Linked DNA regions of Mus musculus: region 2 is linked to region 1. A link is a loop called in an ENCODE intact Hi-C map of the cell type or tissue named here. Cell type or tissue: heart. All regions are shown on one strand.

Region 1 (2,500 bases):
GGAGCCTCCACCTCCAGTGCCTCCTCCACCGCGAGCATCAAACTCAAAATCCCTTTGCAGGTGACGAAACTTGCACTTGGCTCCTCTCTGACAGTCACCTTTGAGGAAGTCGCGGCAGATGGGGACCTCCTCCTTACCATTGGGTAGGTCGGCGGGTGAGAGACCCAGCCCAGCGGCCACTTTCTGCCTCAGCCGGGGAGGCAGCTCTCCTGTCTTCTTATAGCCATCCTCATCCTCCTTGGAGCCGTGGATGAAACGACAGTTGGGGCGGCTACACTCCTTGTTTTGGAAGTCATGGCAGAAGATAAATTCATTTTTGCTTACCCCCAAATTGGATACCTCACTCATGTCTGGGTGGCGGTATCGACATCGCTTGCCTCGTTTGCAGACGTTCCTCAGGAAGTCTCTACAGATGGCATCTGAGGTGGCTCCCCCGCTGCCTGTCCCTGCCCCACTGGCCTCCTCACTGCCACCACCTCCAGGGCCTCCACCGCTGCTGCCAGTGCCGTTGGCATAGCTGTCCCGGTCAGGCATCCTGGTCCCCCCCAAGTCAGGGTCTTCTTCCTTTTCTTGCCACTCTTGGCGACTGTTAAAAAAGAGAACTGTGTCAGAAAGGGGTCCTCCGGAAAGCTCCCTCTCTCCTGACCATACAGTGGGCAGGCTTCTGGGGCAATGGCTTTGGGAGATGGAGAATCCAAGGAGAATTCTAGCTAGCCCGGCTGACTTGCCAGAAGTCCCGCCCAGGCCCTTATGCACCTGGTCTTGTTTGGAGTGATTCACACTTGCCTGGCTAACACAGGAGGGAGAGAGCTGGGATGAAGCCACTTCATCTTACTAATGATGCTCAGCCAAGGAGGGGGAGGGAAGGGGAGAGTGTTAGATTTTTACCTTCTCTCATTTAAGTTGTGAGGGAGAAACTAAAACAGGTGTTGGTGTGTGAACAGACTGACACTGGAAAGAGTGCTCTAACACGGGCTGCTTAGCTTTGAGAACTCATGGAAGAAGGAACACCAGAAACAGAACTTCCCTTAATCCCTCTTCTACGTAAACTCAGCTCAAGTCTCCATGTATTTTAGAAATCCCTGGTTAAACAAAACAAAACAAAACAAAACTGGTGTCACTAGCTACAGGGTAACCCTGAAACCTGTCCATCTCCCAGTGTGTTCCACACACAAACACCCTCATTTCATGGAAAGACGTTCTGAGCTGAACTTTCTACTTTTAGATCCCCAGGACGAACTGTTCGAAGGACAAGGTGGAAAGGAGTTACTTTCATAGGAACGGTGACCTTTCTTTCCCCATTCCCCACCCCACTCCATGAAAATCCCACTGATATCAAACCATAGCACTCCTTACCCCATAAAAATCCTCTTTATTTATAGACTCTATAAAAGCTTTTTAAGTCTCCTGTTTCTCAAGAGAGCTCTGGAATGTCAGTCCACTGCCCTAATTCTAGCCCTCCCTTCTCTCTAACCCTGGGAGTCTAAGACTGGGAGTCCCTGCTACCACGTGTCTAATCTTTTAAATGTTCCCTGAGTAGGACTCAGGCTCCCCCTACTGTTCAAATAAGAGAAGTTCCTAGTTTCCGTTTGGGAATAAAGATACCTTTCTTGATTTCCCGTTTCCTTGACTTCCTTGACTTTGCTAGAATAACTAACCAGATTAGAAGTCAGAGATGCACAGGAATACACAAGATGGGAAAAGGAGCCCCAGAATATAAGAAACAACTGGTAAGAAACAAGCCCTTAAAAGATCATAAATGACGATCAGGTGAAGACTAAATGCCTTCAAAGCCTGACCAATGTTTCAAGTCCCACTAGAAGCAGATAACTGGATATGATAGCCTTCCTCACCCCAATATCCCAGAATTAATACCTGAGGTAGCTCAGGTGAAGTCCGGGGCTCCCGTGAGTCTCCACCTCCACATCACTGCTGGGTTCTGAACAAGAAACAAAAAAACAAAAAACGGAGATTTGAGTAGAACAAGGGAAAAACGTGAAAGGGATATGATGTGGTTTTCATACACTGGAATGAATTCTGACAAAAAGCTAAGAGCTTTGTGGCTTTTAGGCTCCCTTAAGAGGTCAAAGTGAACGTCACCTATCACAAGGAGAAGTCCCTATTAAGAAGGATAAGGGCTAGAACCGACCAATAAAAATTGGGAAGCTGAACTAAAAAACAAAACAGTTCCTGGTGAGGAAGGTTAGCGGAGCTTTACCTCAAGATGAGAAGGATATGGGGTTCAGAATCCGATCTAGGGTTGGAGTTCGGAACGCCAGCCAAACCTGAAAGCTGGACAAGGGCAACAACTGACTAGTGTCAGTGGGAAGGCGAGACTAGACTCGGGGGCGGTGATTACGACCATCCCCCAACACCCTAGAGTTCACGAAAAGTCCTACGAGTTTCCCTGGAAGTCTTCTGGCTTGGCCGGCTCCGCGATGCGGTGCCAGCACTCAGCGGTGGACCAGGTGACTGGGACACTGAGGAAGTGAAAGGGGAG
Region 2 (2,500 bases), 130 kb after region 1:
AATGGCCAGGGTGTCAGGGGATGGGCTAGAGAAGGAAGTTAATTTTTCTGCTCTCTGTCCTGCTGAGGTGTCTTCCTCACAACCTAGTGCCTCTCTGACCTAGGATGGTCAAAGTGGAGAGTAGTAAGAAGCCGCTGGTTGCTGAGATGCTAGGGATGGGACTCTTACAAATGGCGAAGGAAGATGGAAAAGGCGAATTTTTCTCCTCTTTACGCCTGGGCCACGGGGATCCCTACTCTTCCTGCCATCTACTCTTAATTTCAGCAACCTGCTTTTTACCAGCCCCGTTCCAGGTTTGGGAGGAGCGGCCTGCTAAATACCGAAATGCTACTCCGTGGTGCAAGAGTAGTCCTTACTCTCTGAGACACTTTAGGTAGGAGGGTGTGTCTGTCCAGAATTCGGACAGAACACCAGCCTGCGACCCCAGGAGCACACCGACATCATATATGGAGATACTGGTTCTTTTGCTACTGCTAAGATTTGGAGGTTGCTCCAAGTTACTCCAAGATTTGGCGGCACTGGCCGCCTTGGTCCCACCGTTGCCCTCCCTCCTTTCTCTCCCGGTCGCAGTCCCCTTACCCGGCTGGATGTCGGCAGCGGAACAATTTCACCCGCCCCGTGCAGGGCTAGAGCGGCCCAGAGCGGAGGGGCGGGGCGGGGCGGGGCTCGGCCGTGACGTGTACAGTTTGTGCAGGCGTCCTGACGCCCCTCGCCGGCTCCGCAGCTATTGGCCCCTAGCTTTGCAGCTGCTCTTGACGAGGACTGTCAACTGTCGCCCGGTCGCCGGGTCGCCGGGTCGCCGGGTCGCCGGGTCGCCGGGTCGCCGGGTCGCCGGGTCGCGGGGTTGCGAAGCTGGGGGGCGGGGCGTCGCCGGGTCCTGGATGGTACAGGCCTCTGCCTCCCGGGGACCGGGGTCACACACTGGTGACCAGAGCAGACCGCAGCTCCGTAGGGAATTGTGAGGCACAACTGATGCTCTGTATCTAGACAGTGGAAGGTGACAAGGCCTTGAAAGGTGGCCACGAGAATGGGGACCACATTCCCGGGGAAAACCCAGGGTTTTGTCCCGCGCCTCGGTAGTTCGGTGTTGCAACGTTGAGTCCTAGGGAAAGCAAGGCCAGGAATAACGGCAGAAATGATGCCCAAAATAGTGGCTCAACGATTCCCAGAGTGGATTTCTGAAGTGTGAAAACAGCAATACCGAAAAACCATGTTTTATTTGAGACAAGGTCTCACTATGTAGCTCTGGCTGGTCTGAATCTAGCTTTGTAGACCCTGCTGATCCGGAACTCCGGAGGTAGATTTGTCTGTCTCTGCCTCGAGTACCTCACTTAAAAGCATGCACCAAAGTCTGCGTGATGAATTTTTTAAAAAGCGTCTACTTAAACAAGAAAAAAGGGCAGTTTAACAAAAGTATAAACATTGTAGTCTTGTATATAAAAGGTAAAGGACAATGATAGAAAAATTTGCTATTACTCTTAATCATTTACTAGAGATTGAAATTTTGACATTCACTTTGGGCTCCGGGAACAAACATTCATAGACTGCCCTCTAGAGACCAGAGGGTTGAGCTACAGTCGCATCAACTTAGAACAAACTTTTACATCTGGAAGTTCATCTTTGTCCATTTATGTTTTTTGATTGTTTTTGGTTTTTGTTTTTTGAGGAATTGGGCTAAGAATCCTGAACAGGGAAGTGTACTCAGAAAAGGGGACGTGATAGTGAATAGGTGATATTGACTCTAACGTTTTTGGGAGTGGAAAGGTTTTCAGCCTTTGCAGATTATCATCCGAAAGGTTGGTTCTGTTTTTGTTTTTATTTTTTGAGGCAGGGTTTCTGTGTAGCCCTGACTGTCCTAGAACTTACTGTGTAGACTAGGATGGCCTGGAACTCACAGAGATCTGCCTGCCTCTGTCTCCAGAGTGCTGGGATTAATGTAAAGGGCACATCCAGGCCCTGTTGTTGAAAATAAAGTTTCAGTTGGTGTTACAGTGCCAGAGTATGATTCCAGCTGAGGCCGGCCATGATTGTACACAAAGACCCTGTCAAATATGTACTTGGTATGGTTTCTCCGTCCATCTACTAATGCACCACCTTTATTTTAGGGAGCTACTATCTCCTGTAGTGCAGATGGACCTCTACTTCCAGGTGTTGGGAATACTAGGTGTGTGCCACACACCTGGCTCAACCTCCACAGTCTCTTCATTGCACAGCTGGAGAGACTGAGGCACTGCTGACTTGACAAAGGCCCACAGATGGCAATTAGGACTGGCCTGGAAACTTAAGGGCTGCCTGACTCTAACTGGCTGGCTCTCTAAACATCCTTTCTCACTTAGAACCCTCGTGCCTACAATCAGTCTCTTATGTTTTCATTTTCTGTATTTCAGTCCTTTAGACTATGACAGATTGGAGGGCTTCAAGCAGAAATAAGAAACAGGTCTGGGCAGAAATGTTTCTTTTTGGGATAGAAGCTACTTGATCAATCAAAGTTAATTTAATA

Evidence for each region. A loop is a pair of places that touch in the nucleus more often than their neighbours do. Peaks named below come from ENCODE experiments on the same cell type or tissue, not always from the same donor. Only the 100,000 strongest peaks of a DNase experiment are listed, where the experiment ranks them.
Region 2: it touches region 1 in a loop (2.3-fold over the local background); 7 of 42 quality-filtered maps call a loop at or near these places.

What each region holds. Positions count from the first base shown.
Region 1 is chr10:128,544,953-128,547,452 of GRCm38, forward strand. Zc3h10 (zinc finger CCCH type containing 10) reads right to left here. Exons shown (of 3, transcript NM_134003.2): 2 at 1,876-1,939; 3 at 1-586. The coding sequence starts at 534. Among named protein-coding and RNA genes, the nearest start is that of Zc3h10, 1.5 kb to the right of the region's middle. In heart, CTCF peaks have their summits at 1,561 (motif pointing left) and 1,760; DNase peaks (open chromatin) are centred at 19 and 609; H3K4me3 peaks cover 1,467 bases; H3K27ac peaks cover 1,418 bases.
Region 2 is chr10:128,673,273-128,675,772 of GRCm38, forward strand. Suox (sulfite oxidase) reads right to left here and starts at 646. Exons shown (of 4, transcript NM_173733.3): 1 at 580-646. In heart, a CTCF peak has its summit at 1,558 (motif pointing left); a DNase peak (open chromatin) is centred at 669; H3K4me3 peaks cover 1,655 bases; H3K27ac peaks cover 1,052 bases.